2 separate regions of the Homo sapiens genome follow, and region 2 is linked to region 1. Evidence: chromatin loops called from intact Hi-C (ENCODE). Cell type or tissue: endothelial cell of umbilical vein. All regions are shown on one strand.

Evidence for each region. Peaks named below come from ENCODE experiments on the same cell type or tissue, not always from the same donor. Only the 100,000 strongest peaks of a DNase experiment are listed, where the experiment ranks them.
Region 2: a loop joins it to region 1, with 4 times the contacts of the local background. A loop is called at or near these places in 2 of 110 quality-filtered maps.

Annotation. Positions count from the first base shown.
Region 1 is chr2:33,210,923-33,218,922 of GRCh38, reverse strand. LTBP1 (latent transforming growth factor beta binding protein 1) reads right to left here. Exons shown (of 34, transcript NM_206943.4): 8 at 1,269-1,371. Among named protein-coding and RNA genes, the nearest start is that of MIR4430, 200 kb to the left of the region's middle. In endothelial cell of umbilical vein, no CTCF peak of the experiment used is centred here; DNase peaks (open chromatin) are centred at 1,922, 3,512, 4,232 and 6,592; H3K27ac peaks cover 4,842 bases.
Region 2 is chr2:33,018,412-33,026,411 of GRCh38, reverse strand. It overlaps LTBP1 (latent transforming growth factor beta binding protein 1), which reads right to left. Exons shown (of 34, transcript NM_206943.4): 3 at 5,206-5,503. Among named protein-coding and RNA genes, the nearest start is that of LTBP1, 75 kb to the right of the region's middle. In endothelial cell of umbilical vein, no CTCF peak of the experiment used is centred here; DNase peaks (open chromatin) are centred at 3,111 and 4,421; H3K27ac peaks cover 4,605 bases.

The DNA.
Region 1 (8,000 bases):
ACAATCAAATCAACAGATAAGAGGAGTAAACAAAAATTATTCATTTAAAGCAAATGAGAAATTTCTTGCAGTACAAAGAATAAAAAAATTATAAAAACTTCAGTTATATGAGGCAAAGAAAGATGACTGACAAAAATATCACTTGCTCTCTTGGCAAAAACATGATGAATAAGGGTCAGAAAGCTCAACTTAAACCCAGTCACCTCTGTCTCTAAAAACTATTTATGGCCAGGCGCAGTGGCTCACGCCTGTAATCCCAGCACTTTGGGAAGCAGAGGCAGGCAGATCACCTGAGGTTAGGAGTTGGAGACCAGCCTGGCCAACATGGTGAAACCCCATCTCTACTGAAAATACAAAAATTAGCTGGGCATGTTGGCAGATGTCTGTAACCCTAGCTACTCGGGAGGCTGAAGCAGGAGAATCACTTGAACCCAAGAGGCGGAGGCTGCAGTGAGCCGAGGTTGCCCCACTGTGCTCCAGCCTGGGCGACAATAGTGAAATTCCGTCTCAAAAAGAAAAAAAAGTATTTATTAGAAATCAGTTATCCAGAGTTAATACTACATTGAAAAACTAAAGGTACAAATTATTGTCAGGAATAGAGTATTAAAAAGGTGTAAATCTGATTTATTCAAATCAACATGTTCTGAACAATAAAAGCAAATCAAAGCCTGGGGGTGTTAATATAGATTAATGTTGCTGAGGTCTGTGACAGCATAAAACCAGTGTCAGAAAAAATGGGAAAGAATTGTGTCCTAGTGATTATAAATTTCTCTTTTACAAATCAACAACCAATTATTTCTCCATTTTAGCTTTCCTTTTAATGAAATTTGAAAACCGATAATATAACAAAAACTACAACATAAGTTGTGGACATTAATAAAAATCTCATTTAAGGAATTTAAACCTAGGAAATAACAACTGTACTTTTTACAGGGTTTGAAACATTTATTTACCATTTTAAAAGAGATCTTATTTTCTCTTCCCCTGAGACAAAAAGTCCATTTTAACTCATTACCACTTAAGACTTTTTTTCCCCATAAGTAATCCAACTAAAGAGGATAATTAATAACTGTGCTTATTACAAAATAATTGACATGAAAACTTTTTCAGACTTGCAAATTTTCTGGAAATGCACATCATAGTACTACATTCTAGAATTCAGTAGGAGAGTTCTTTGAAAGTCTAATATTGCCTCATCATTAAAGGAGTAATCATAAAAAACAGATATGCTACATTAACCTGCAAAGGAGTGAGGAAACATTACTTACATGGTTTCTTGGGGCATTTCTGGCATTTGTTAAAGCCCCAGGAGGTACCCACAGTTCCACAGCAGTCCTCTTGCTTTGAAAGGCCAGGGAGCGCTTTGCCACACTGCAATGATTAGGTGTGAAATATGAAGGTTAATTGAGTGCAGGATGCCCAGCCCCAGAGCACTGCTGTCCCTCACAGCCACGCTATAAACCAGTTCCCTTGTTATCGACACAATTAGAAAGGAAAAAAACTATAAAACTTGGAAAGAAAATACCTGGACAGAAATCAATACAACACAAAAATGAACAAGTACATTTCCAAATGGGAGCACCTTGATGTTTTTCTAGTCTAAGAAAATCTGTCACTGCTCAGAGTACTTCATAAAACTTAAATTTCCAATGCCTTTTTTTCTTAATAAGAGCCTCATAGTGTGTAAGATCAATATAGGCTTTTTAGATTTTAGTTGTATCTGTCTGTTTAAATCTCTTGTGTGGACCATCAGGGAACATAACTCTTAAGGGTATGGCATGTGTGTAAAATGTGAGAAGATGGCACAGGTCCCACCTACAGGAGGCTTCTGGTCTTCCTATAACCCCAAGGCCTGGGCACAGACAGGACAGAAGAAACAATTACTGGCTGGGCCAAATCAGCTCTAGCAGAGACGAAGGCTCCAGGCAGCCAAGTATTCTGACCCAGGGAGGTCAGCCAAGCTAGGAAGGTGCCAGCATGTTTAAGCGAGACCAGCTTGAGCAGGCAGAAGAGTAGGACTTAGAGGCTACTGGTGCAACACTGGTTGTCCAGTGTTAAGACCAGGTAAGACTCCTGGTCAACCACAGGAAGTGAGAAAAAGCTGAGAGGCAGGGGCCTGAAGTTAGACCACCTCAATGGGGTGAGGAAGTGCCTAAGAAAACAGATCCTGCTCTGTGGACCCATCCAAAGGCCAGCCTGAGGGGAGGACCAGCTGACTCTCCACCCCTGCTATGCAGGCTAACACACCCCACATTTTTGTCTCCTGTGCAAACACAGAGCATCCAAGGGGTTATTCTGCCTTTCTCTGCCTCAGCCTCTACAAAAATCCTCCCAACAGTTTCCAGAGTTGTCTTTCCAAAGACAAATCTGGTCACATTACCGATTAAAAACTTTCACTGACTCTCCATTGTCTGAAAATGGCACACTCTAGAATGATCTATAAGGTCCTTCCTATTCCCACCTAAGGCAATCTCTTGTCCCCATCCACCTCTATCCTGCAGACATACCAAAGGGCTCTTTATTTTCTGAACAAATCACGTCCTTCCAAAAGGAGCATGTCTGGCTGGAACACCCTCCCCTTTTTTCTTTCCCAGAATAAACTTTATTCAACCCATGAGATGTATTAATAGCTCTGAAGAACCATCACTATGAAACCTCCCCTATCTCCTTAATTCCAATGAGTTCCTCCCTCCTTTTTACCCCACAGCACTGTCTATACAGTCTACTGCCTCTGAGATGCATTTTTGTTAAATGCGTATGTATCTTATGTTTATATTCCAGTACACAGTACACGTTGCAAATGCTCAGGAAACGCTGCATGAAGAAAGGAACAAACAACCTAGGGAACTAAGGAACAAGCTAGTTGTAGGCCATCCAGGCAAGCAATGGCTATGTGAAAACCAATGGAGGGGCCAGGCATGGTGGCTCACACCTGTAATCCCAGCACTTTGGGAGGCCGAGGCAGGCAGATCACGAGGTCAGGAGATCGAGACCATTCTGGCCAACATGGTGAAACCCTGTCTCTACTAAAATACAAAAAATTAGCCAGCGTGGTGGTGCGTGCCTCTAGTCCCAGCTACTCAGGAGGCTGAGGCAGGGGGATCGCTTGAACCCAGGAGGCAGAGATTGCAGTGAGCCCAGATTCACCACTGCACTCCAGCCTGGCGACAGAGCGAGACTCTATCTCAAAAAAAAAAAACAAAAAACAAAAGAAAACCAATGGAAGTTTAGCATCCATACCCCAGGCTAGTGAGCAGAGTGTGGTGACAGAAGGTCCAGGCAGGTGGTGGCCCTCAGAAGGACAGCAAGTAGTAGACACCAGTCACCTGGCAGGCCTCCAGGGGCAGCGTTTCTTTTCTGCCAGGTCCAAGCATGCAACATTCTGACTGAGGCGCTAAGTAACTACATATCCAAATTGTAAAACAAGACCAAACCACAGAAGGCTCAGCTAAGTTTTAGTTACATCATAGCTTTGATGTTCTAAGGTTTTATTATTTTTAATGATTTCAACAGGATGCTGTGTGCTCTCCAACAGCAGTATATGATAGTGATTAAAAATGTGACTCAGGAGTTAGAGAGGCCTGAGAATGAATTCTGACTGTAGGACTTCTTACACGCATTATCTTAGACATTTTCCTACCCATAACGTAGAGTGCATAATAGTATCTTTCTCCTAGGGTCATGAAACATGAAAGAAAAAAGGCATGTGCAATGCTGAACATTATAGCTGAGCACTTACATGTGTCAGCTATCATTACCATTATCATTATTATTATTATTATAGATAAAAGCTCCCTACTCCAGATGTCCCATTTGAGGCCCCAAATGTTTGTCGGATTCCCCAGGGAGTAGAAGGCGTGTGAGTGGAGTAGATTGTAAACGGTCCTGTCAATCAAACAGGTTAGTCTAATTGCCCTCTCGAAAGTACCAGACTCCATAAGAAACGACCCTACGAGACAAAATGAACTTCCCTAATATAAAAGCAGGTGTTAAAGACATTCTGAGTTAAGCAAAACTAGGCATACCAAAACAATTGCTTTTTTTTTTTTTAGATGAACTTGAAAAAACACGTAATTCTGGGGAAGGCACTGAAAAAAGCCCTAGTGTAAGTCAGTAAAGCCCAAGACCATCACATCTCTTGAAACCGGGGCAGTAACTCCTGCAGACACGTGACACGCATTCCTTGAGATAAAGAAACTCTCTTATAAAACAACACAACTGGATAAACAATGAGTGACGTTGTGTGCCAGATACCAACACAATGACCTGGGGAAGTCTGTTTGAAGACAGGGCTCTCAGCAAAGTGTTTAACCACGTGCAGTGAGGGAAAGTCCCCGAGGTTGGAACAGCGGCAGGGCCACAGATGAACAGTCTCAGACACGGGGGAAGACTGGACCAAAAAAAGAGTGATAAAGTGGTAGGTGGGTAGGTAGTCACAGAGATGACGAAACAAACATGCACAGGCACGTACACGCAGAGTGGGGAGAAGAAGAGGGAGAGACAGATCCAACGTGAGAACAAACGGGAACCTTAGAGAAGACAGGCACATATTTGGGGCTGGAATCAGGTAGTTTCCATACTCCTTGAGCTTAATCACAAAACGTGTAACCCTGAAATATGAAGGACTGAAGGGAGGAAAGGCGAACAATGACCCAGGCCTAAGACTGGGAACAAAATGATTCTGTAAAAACACAGAGGTCCCCACCGTTGCAACCTGGCTGCCAAAGCATGCTTAGGGTTTATTTCCAGTTTTATAAAATTTATGTAAGACACCAGTTCACATCATATGCAGATCATTCTTGTACTGGACTCTTTAGGTTCATCTCCTAATCAAGCGAAACACTCAACACTTGCTGATTTTATATGCTTAAAATGTTAGTAGCAGTTAAAATCCAATTTTCACCTTGGATTCCTAGAATGTTTTATTTGGTAGGGCAAAAATAAATCATTTTTTCTCAACAGGGCCTCCAGAAAGGTACAAGGTTTTCATTACATGATTCAGGCCGCTTTATCCCATGGCTTTGTTTTTGCAGGTCCACAGCCAAGAGCAGCATAAGCCATCCAAATTGTTTAAATAAATGGTAGTGTAGGTGGTACCACAACACTGTGTGTGTCTTGAAACTGGGTCTGCACAGTATAAGAATAAGCTACAAGAGATGAAGTCACAGTTATAACAAGACTCAAAGTTCTACATATGCCCTTCAGTTATTTAACTATGAAGAGGCTTCGATGTGCAGCCAGAAACTCCATCTGAGAGATCTCTGTGGCCATACTCAGGGCTCTCACCCAAGAGACCACTGAACACCATAGGGTCTCACCTGGATGTAGGAAATGCCTACAGGAAAAGAAGGTAGAGGAAAGATCTTCTCTCTCCCACACCAAAAGGCCACACTGAAGAGAATCACATGGAATAGGATGAGATCAGCATTCAGAAAATCCTTGTCTATGACTGTTAGGTTCTGCTTTCTGGTGAGATGTAATCACACAGATATAGGCTCACGCTAACTATATTTTTACGCACAGATTGAGGTGATGTTTTACAAGTTAAAAACACAAATGGAATTCCTCCTTTGTGAATTATTCACTACATTAACATGGAAAGCCTTATCATTTCAGGATGTGTCTTACGAATAAGTAATCCTGGAGAAATGTGCTAAATTTACAACCCAATATTTAGCTAAATCAAATCCAAAACAAAAATCCTATTGGGTCAAACAAGCTACAGTGCCTCAAAAAGCTCACACAACCTTGGGCTGCAGATTAAGGGACACTACAACCCTACACAGCTGTCCCAGGATTCAGCCCATGCATGACCTAGATGAAGCAGTGCAAGCAGAGAAATGAAAGTTCTGGCAACCAGGTCCTGTAAGGATCAACTGAGGAAAGGCGGAACGGTGAGACTACGTGCAGACATGATGGCAGTGTTCAGATACCCTGAGCAAGAGGAAGCCTGTTGCACGATGAAGGTCCAGGTTGAGGATCTCTGATCTAAAACGCTTGGGACTAGAAGTATTTTAGATGTTAGTTATTTTCAGATTTTAGAATATTTGAAAATACCAGTTGAGCATCCCAAATCCAAAAGTACAAAATCTAAATTGTTCCAACGAGCATTTCCTTGGAGTGTTATGTTGGTACTCAAAACATTTTGGATTCTGGAGCATTTTGGATTTCAGATTGTTGGATTTGGGATGCTTAACTTGTATTGGCAGGACTAAAGGCTACAAATCATAGAAAGAGTGGATTCAACCTCATTAAGCAGAAGATCTTTTCAACAGTTAATGCTCCTTAACAGTGGAAGATGCTGACTTCACTAGGAGCTGACCATGGAAACCCATCTCTCAGGGATGCCCAGGATATGAAGCAGATGACCTTTACGATTTCTGCAAGGTCTAAGGTTCTGTGGTCACTACATACTGATAGGTTACATTATCCCATCTAGGAAATACAAGTTACTACACACCACAGCAAAACTCAAGTGTTTCTGCTGCTCTCACATCTATAATAGGACTGCGTCTAGGCAGACGGCCTCCTAACCACCTCCTTTTGTCTTATCTCCTCCTCCCTCATTTCCACATCTCTAGAGTTGCTCATGCTGCCTGGGCCTCTAACTACAGCACTTATACAAATAAGGCAAAAGGAAGAAAAACAAACAAAGCTACTCCCAGCCTTGATTCAGCAGTGCACTGGTCATGATTCCTGGAACACTGAGTGCATGAAAATAACTTTTCAACCCTTCCTATGTGCACATCTGTATGAACACTGTGATGCAGAAGGTAAGGCTGTTCAAGAATCATTACAATTATTCCACAAATATCCATGTTACTACATTTACAACACAAAATTATTATAAGCAATAGTGAAAAAAACCTTTAATTTTGAAGCTAGTCATCAAAAATTACAGATTGCAGGGTAATGTATGTATCTAAATCTTGGCCTGACTGGGAACACATATCTTCAGACTTTAATCTCATTTTTGAGGTAATACTGTAGCACTTCCCTGATATTCAAAGTTGGGCTGTGATCATAGACACTTTTACATCTGCCTATCAATGTGAGAGGAAAGATAGTTCAAAACTTATCTGGTAACCAAGGATTACAATTTTTGTCAATTAAAAACTCCCCACTGGAGTTGCTTCAGAGGCTGAATGATGATTTGAAGAGATTGTGATAGATGGTGGAATATGGTTTCATAAGGTTTTATAAGATTTAATTTTCACGTATTAAAATCGCTGGTACCTATAGTGCCTACAACGTACCCTCATTCCAAGAGTGTTTGCTGCACTGTGCAGAGTCCTGGGGAAGGAGGATCCAGCAGTGGTGGTAAGAAAAGAGTGCTGGACTGGAGTCATTAGACTTGGATTGAAATCCCAGAAACTTCTTACTAGCAGTGAGAAGTTCAGCAAATCATCCAACCTCTCTGAGCCAGTAATCCCAACCCCAAAGGATTGTGAGATTAAATGATGCTTGTCCAATCCCAGATACTGGGACTCCATCAACCCCTGTGTGGGGATTAGAAAAGGGCAGCTGTAGGATGTGACCTGCATCAGGACATGGAGTTGGATGAGCAGAGCATGGGCTGGACTCCAGGCCCCAATCATCCTCCTCAACTGGTGCCTGGTGTGGGTAAAACCTATAACCAGCATTAAAGTACTAGCCATTTGATAAACTCTCAGGACACATTTATTAAAAGTCTTCAGATATTTAACTATTAAAAGGGCCACTCCATAAAGATAGCCACATGTCAGGAACCTACTACTTAATCTTACTATTTAAAACACTAAAAAATGATAAACTGAAATACTCTTATTAATTGTCTTCATTACATGTATATAACTCATTTTATTATGCTATGAAGGACTATTATATAATAAAGTATAAAATATTTTAAGTTTCAGTAGAGAACATCTTTTAGAGCCAAAGGAGAGAACCCAAAACGTTAAAGTGATACAGGTTTCAAAAAATACTTGTAGAGACTGCACTGAGGGAAAACATGAAATAAA
Region 2 (8,000 bases), 190 kb after region 1:
ACTCTAAATATATATATATTAAGCAAACATTGATTGGAGCCTTTCTGTGTACCTCTGTGGACAAAGAGATCAAAGACTGTGTTGTGTCATGACAATGTTAAGTACAGGAAAGCACACAAGAGAAACCTGGGAGAGAGTTGGTGGGGTTGAGGTGGGGGTTCAATATTGAGCAAGGTCCCCTCCTACAGTCTGAGAGATCGTTTAAGGAAATCATCCGTTTGACTACTGACCAATTCCTTGGATCCTTTAATAAGTTCAGACAAGGTCCCAGTAATAACTATCAGTACTGCAACAAGCTTGAACTCTTTCCCCAAAGTGTTTAACTATTGGCATAGCTTTATAATGGGATTTTTTTTCCTTTACTACAAATAAAGAGAATGAGCTTACGTTTTATTGTTACTATTGTCAATTAGGAGGTGGCATACTTCAAGGAATATCCCAGAAGTTCTTCCATCCTTGGAGATATCATAGCATTAGGTTTTTGAAGACTCAGGACCACACTCAGGACTATAAGAAACTTCATCTTTTTATTACTCTTTATTACAGAAAATTTCAAAAATATAAAAAGAATTTTGTAAGAAACCCCTATGTACCCATCATCAAGCTTCAATAATTACCACCTCAAGCCAATCTTATTACCTCTATACCTCAACCCACTGGATTATTCTGAATAAAATCTCATATATCATATCATTTCATCTGTAAATACTTTAACATGATTCTCCTCCTTATGAACATAACTACAATGCCATCATCACAGCTCCCAAAATCAACAATCATTCATTTATATCATCAAATTACCAATGTTAGCATGTTCATGATTGTTCTATAAATCGTCATTGTTATCTTTTTCTTTTATTAGCAGTTTGTTTGAAACAGGATAGAAACATAATCAAAATACTGTGATTGGTTAATGTGTTTCTTAAGCCTTGTTTAAGCTACGAGGCGTCCTTCCATTACTTTTTTCTCTATTTTGTGTCTTTTTGGAATTGTTTTGTTGAAATCTTAGTCAGTAGCTTGGTTTTCAAGCAACCTTTAGAGCTTTATATTACCTTATATTACCGTTAATCTTCATATTTATCAAGTTCTAATTAAATCATATCCTAAATATGGTTATTTTTAAATATGTCCACGAATTCTTTGATATTTCTCCATTTAAGCAGTGCAGCATACTTCTACCCCCTCTGAGTGAGGACTAGACTTAGCAACTCACTACTAATCAGTACAATAAGGTAAGCGTGAGGGTGTGGCATCCTTAAGACCAAGACCATAAAGGCACTGTGGCCTTCTCCTCGCTCTCCCTAATCTAGGATCACTCACTCTGGGAGAAGCTTATGGCCACATTGTGAGGACACTCAGGCTGCTCTACAGAGAGGTCCACATAGAGAGGAAGTGAAGCTTTCTGCCAACAGCCAGTGCCAGGGCTAAGGCCTCCTGCCAACAGCCATGAAAGTGAGCCATCTTGGCAGTGGATTCCCCAGCCCCAGTCGAGCCTTCAGATGACTGCCACCCCTGCTGACTGCTTGGCTGCAGCCCCTGGATTCCTGACACAGACTGTCAGTCAATAAATGCATGTTATTTTAGGTTGCTAAGTTTTGGGGTGATTTGTTACACAGCCAAAGAAAACTAATATGCCAGGCTACCTAGCCTCACATCATTGCCTCCCCTGGATACACCCTTCTCCTCCAGTTGTATGTATCTGAATCCAACCATCTTTTCACAGACACCTTCTCTAAGGAGCCATCCCTGGACTCCACTGCACTAACACTCCAAAATCTGGAAACAACTGCTCTTTCCTTTGATTTCCTAAGGAACTTTATTTGTATTTGGTTCTAAATCAAGTTGCCTAAAACCAATTCAGCCAAAGGTAAAACCAATTCATCTAATCCCCACCTGCCTAAAATATGTGCTTTTAACACTACAATTTTACCAAACTAGCTGTTCCTCAAACATCTCAGGCACACTCCTGCCTCAAAGCCTCTGCCTCACCCCTACATATCTGCAGGGTTCATGCACTTATCGCAGGCCTTTGCTTAAATGCCTCTCAGTAGGGTCTTCCCTGGCAGCCTATTTAAAACTGCCACACCCCTCACTCTTCCCCACCACACACCAACCCAGCATGTCCTATCTGCTAATGCAGTTTTATTTTCTCCACAGCACTTATGAATATCTAATGTGTATTTTAATTATGTCATTTATCAACTGTCTCTCCCTCTCTAAACTGTAAGTTCCAAGAAAGCAGACATTTTATGTAGTTGCCTAGTGTTATCTATCCTTAGCTCCCTGAACTGTGCCCTCATACATAAAATATGCTCCATAAAAACTTGTTGAATAAGTGATCAAGATGATAGCACTTCATGTGACACACAATGAACGTAACACTAAACATTTTGGCATGTTAGACATATTTATGTATATAGTTGAATACTTTAAGGAGGCTTAATCAATCTCCTCCTTTACTGGTTAAACACAAAACCTGAAATATCCTAAAATAGGCAATCTGAAAGATAACTTAAGGATTGTAACATTTCTCAAAAGTAGCCAAAGTGGGCCTATCACATGTGATTCCTTGGCCATTTGATTAAACATGACTCACTGTGATTATGTCATAACCTAAATTAATCAAAGGGCTAATTCTATAGCTTTGTATAGTTTCCTTTGTATAGCTCATTTGTCATTTCAAAATCTCCTTAAGAGCAGGACTGGATCTTGTACATCTTAATCTTCTCTGCAGGGACTAGATAATGGGGCAAACTATATAGTTTATTAATATCAGGATTGATGGCACCCAAGGCCATCTCTTCTCATCTCTTCTCTTTACTTAAAAGTGCACCAGTAGGCACACCCATATATACATGCCTATAACAATGCTACCATAAAAAAGCATCTTCATTCAGCAGATGAAGTCTCCAAAGCAAACTGCCTAATGACTTTATTTTACCAAAGCTGAGTCAGAGCTGAAACCTTAGCCTCCTCTTTGACTCACAACATTCTTGTCTAAAGTACACCGCGGCTACCAAAAGGAAGGAAAAAAAATAGACTGTTCCTTTATCTGACATCCGACATACGGTTCTTACTAACAATCCATATATATACATCATAGAGGGTCAAATTCTAACAGTGGATGGTGATATTGAAGATGAATAATGTTGCTTGTAAATTACTTTACAGTTTATGTAAGTCATAATGCTAGAAAAAACTAATTGCAATTCACAGTAATCTGACTCTTGATCGCCAAAGCATAGTTCAACACAGAATTGTTTTTTGTTTTTAATATCCAAAACAATGTTGGAAGGGAGATGTCTAGCTATGATATAATCAAAGCTTTATACCGTTCCAAGGACACACAGTTATATTCATGTTCTGGCACACACAAAAAAAGCACTACTATCCTTTAGAGAAAAAGTTAGCAAACTACAGTTCATGGGCCAAATCCAGCCCACAGCCTGCTTTCCTATGGCCCAGAAGTTAAGGATAACTTTTATGTTTTTTAATGGTTGAGAAAAAAATTTAAAAAAGAATAATACTTCATGACCTGTGAAATTTATATGAAATTCAAATTTCAATGTCCATAAAGTTTTATTAGAACACAGTCACACTCATTAATTCATACACTGTCTATGGCTGCTTTTGTGCTACCATGGCAGAACTGAGTAGATGCAACAGAAACCGTATGTCCCACAAAGCTAAAAATATTTACTATCTGTCCCTTTACAGAAAATTTTTGCCAACTCCTTCCTTCAGGGCATGGATGCTGAAACGTGACTGCCTCTGTTTAAATTGTAATACTGTCACTTAGTAACTGTGGGACCTTGAACAAACTATTTAACCACTCTGTACCTCAGTCTTCTCATCTGTAAAATGGGTTTAATAATGTTACCTTCCTTACAGGATCCTTGTGAGCTGTAAGTGAACAATACACAATAAGTGTTTAAAAGAGTACCTGGCACATAGTAAGCCCTTACTAAGTATTAGCTATACCTATCTTACCTTTGCTTCTTGTTGAGGGCTGCAGAATGTGTTTTCCAACAGCAAAGTAGCATTTCAAACTAGTCCCTAAATCTAGCTACCACAATAGAACTGAAGTATTATGAGACAAGAAGAAATTAGAGAATAATGAAGAAAAACAGAAAAAAAAAAAAAAAAGAGGATTGAGGAGGGAATAGGAGAAAAGAAAAAGACCACACTCAGAAGAAACAGTAGGTGGTCTATTCGAAGGGGAAGTAAAAATAAGGATAATTTCATCTATAGCAACAGACTGAATAACTTCTGTGGGCTGACTGGATACTAATCACCATATGGAAGCTGTCTCTGCAGAGGGAAGAAGCATTCTAAATTCCAAGCAAGTGACTTACAAATGAACTGCTACGTCAAGCCCATTTTTAAGTTGGGAACTTCCTGTATTTTACCTTCCTAGACAAATGACAAGTGATAGTTGCAGTACATTCTGCATCTTATTATCCATACAGAATAGCTCATTAAGAGGAGACAATTTGTTTAAGGACCCGGTGCAGCTGAGTGGCTGCTTGTAATGCAACTCAGAGAACGGGGTAATCTTTCTTCTCTGAGTTCTCATTTTGTTCAGAATAGCACTTACTTCCTAACACTAAGAAAAAAAAAACCTTGTTCCCATAAATAGAAAACAAGCTCATTCACCAAAAATGGACCCACACGGCAACTGGGAGATAAACATGGTGTTAACAGAAGGTACACTTAACCTGCTACTGAGGTTGAGAAATTCTCTCTTTGCAAGGACTCCCTTTCATTTGAGTAGTTTCTCTGTGCAAGCTGAGTTCTTACCTTTTCCAGATAACTTTAAAAATAACACTGTTTCTTTTTTTAAATTATTATTTCAAAACTCTATAAAGCAGCTCCCCCCTCAAAAACAGAATTTTTAAACTAACAACTTTATCAAAAATAACTATTTTTATCATTCCCTTCCAGTCTTGATCCCTATAATCCTCATGGTTGCCATGGGTTGTACTTATGGTAAAATTTCCTGCAGAGGCTAAATACACACACCAAATATTTTTAAGAGATTCCATGTGTAAAGCCTAACGTGTAAAGCCTTAAGAAAGGAAAGAAAAACATTATTATCCAAGTGATTTCTGCAAATTGTGCAGGAAAGGGACAGTGATTTAAAGCAAGGCATCCAAGAGAGTAATTAAGATGATCCTTAGCTAAATGAAAGTTCGAAACACTCACTGAGAATGTATCTGCTGGGGGAGTCCCACTGAAGGCTTCGGCTTGAGGGTTAAGGTCATCTGGGCCACAGGGCTGACTCTTGGTAGAGTGTCTGCCTTCTTAGATGAAGTATGCTTTGCTGCTTGCTCAGGAGGGCCCCACGAGGAAGCAGCCCCAGGACTCTGCCCTCCAAAGACTGGTGACGAGGTGTCCTGGGCAGCTATTGTTTCACAGGCTTTGCCCTTGGTCCCTGGTTTACACACACAGAGTTGTGGCCGGAGACACATCCCTCCATTCTGACATGGCGGAACACAGCTAGCTGCAGAAAGAAAACAGAAGGCACAGCTTTGAAGAACAACATTGTAGACTTCCTAATTTTTCCAAAGGGTTAACAGTAGCATCAGGTTGTTTGTTCTCCAATAAAAAACCACACAAATACTCATAAGGAGGAAGGTGGGGCAGTTGGGCGGAGGAGGGGGAAGAGAGCTAATATTAATGGCTTCCTATGTGACAGGCACTGTTCTAAAATATATAAACAAATGTAATCCCCCAGCAACGTGTTTTGTAGATATTTTATTGTGCCCACTTTACAGATGAAAAAACAGAAACAGAGATTAAGTGATTTGTTAAACATTATATAATTATTACTCAGTAGAAGAGCTCGGATTTGAAACCAAGTGAGCCAGCTCCAAAGCTATCATTCTTAACCATTTTACTGCATCTGCCTCCCAGAAATGCATCAGAAAATCCAGGAAAAATCGTAAGAAAATGCTCTGCCATTATTTTAAAGTTATGTTCTGTGGCTTAAATTTAAATATACGCTTAACTTAAAATTTAATTTAAAATTTTTTAAGCCTAAATTTTTTGCCAAGACTTGGCAAAAAACAAAAGTTCAGTCCAATCCCCAACCCCAAAAAGTGCTCTCCTATAGACCTCATGTTGTATAGGCTATCAGATCTTCGAGAGACTGTGTCAGAAATTTAGTCCAATCTACTCTTTGACATACGAGAAAACGAGAAAACCAAGGGCAGAAAGGTTGAGAGTCGCCCAAAACACACCTGCTAGTTTGTATAAAAATCCAGTGTGCTAGGCACCATTCCGAATTTAATAATGAAAGGCAACCAAAAAGAAACAACTTCTTCATCTCCTATTTGCAAGGATGTATGTACTCTGAATCACCACACTCCTGACCAAACAGAGTTTTAAAGTTATCAGTCCAGGCACAGTGGCTCACGCCTGTAAGCCCATCACTTTAGGAGGTCATGGTGGGAGGATCGCTTGAGCCCAGGAGTTTGAGATTAGCCTCAGCAACGTAGTAAGACCCTGTCTCTACCAAAAAAAAAAAAAAAAAAATTTAATTAGCTGGGCATGGTGGCACGCACCTGTAGTCCCAGCTACTCAGGAGGCTCTTGAGCTCAGGAGGTCGAGGCTGCAGTGACCGTGATCACAGCACTACACTCCAGCCTAAGCAACAGAATGTAACCCAATCTCAAAATTAAAAATTTAAAAAGAGAAGTTATCAGGGCTGTGGGTCATTGGTAGAGTAAGTAGGTTTTATGATAGGCAAGGTCCCTTAGAAGTTTAGATGCTACTGGCTGGGCACAGTGGCTCACGCCTGTAATCCTAGCACTTTGGGAGACGGAGCCCGGTGGATCACTTGAGGTCAGGAGTTCGAGACCAGCCTGGTCAAAATAGTGAAACCTCATCTCTACTAAAAATACAAAAACTAGCCGAGTGTGGTGGCAGGGGCCTGTAATCCCAGTTCTCGGAAGGCTGAGGTAGGAGAATCACTTGAACCCAGAGGACAGAGGTTACAGTGAGCCGAGATGGTGCCACACATTGCAGCCTGGATGACAGAGGGAAACTTGGTCTCAAAAAAAAAAAAAAAAAAAAAAAAAAGAAGTGTACATGCTACTGACTTAAGTTTTATTATGTAATGTCATAAGCTTATGGCCATGATTCCTTCAGTCCCTTCTTTATTTGTTCAAATACATTTACTATGCTGCCCTGTTGCTGTCAGCTCACCTTTTACATAAACTGTTGGTCCTGAGGCAGATCACACTATCAAGTCTCCCATAAAGTTCAAAACAAGCTTCAGTCCACAAAGCAATTACAAAATAGACAAGCAAAACGAACAACAGGAGACTCAGTTATGAAGATCCAAAAGACCAAGACCTAAAAGCCTCAAAACCTATTGATTTTCTATAAAAGAGACAAAATAATTTTCCCATCTTCCTACAATATGATGCCTATTCGTTACAGCAAGTAATGATTTTTCTAAAATGGCCCTTGGGTGTCAGAATACCAAGCTGACAAATTTTCAGAAAGTTGGGAAGGATTCTCTAAAAGAAAAAAAAAAATGGAGCCAGCTCCCTAGGTGACCTTGGAGTAAGCCACTTAACCCTGGCCTCTGCACTTGTGTGTGTTTGGGGGTTATGAGGAGGGCAGCAGCGATTTGTTCTAAAATGGTCTCCACAATATGAGAATAAAGGCTGTTCCCACACTCTGCTTCTAGAATTCTAGTTCAAAAGCTCTGTGTTTCTAGAATTCAGAATTCTAACTATCAGAGTTTCCTGACCAACTGAGCAAACTTTGTTGCTATATCTGAGATGCTGTCCTGGGTCCCTGCTCAGCCATGGTTATTTCTGGAATGTCACAGGAATGGGAATGGGATCCACCCAAGAGAACAGAAGTGGCCACAGCAAGGACTGAGCTGGGCTTTCAAAGCTGTGCCTTGGCCTGAGCTCACCACCCAGGCCCTTTCATGTGTGCCTTCTCATCATGCTTTCAATTAGAAACATGTTTCTTTTTAACAT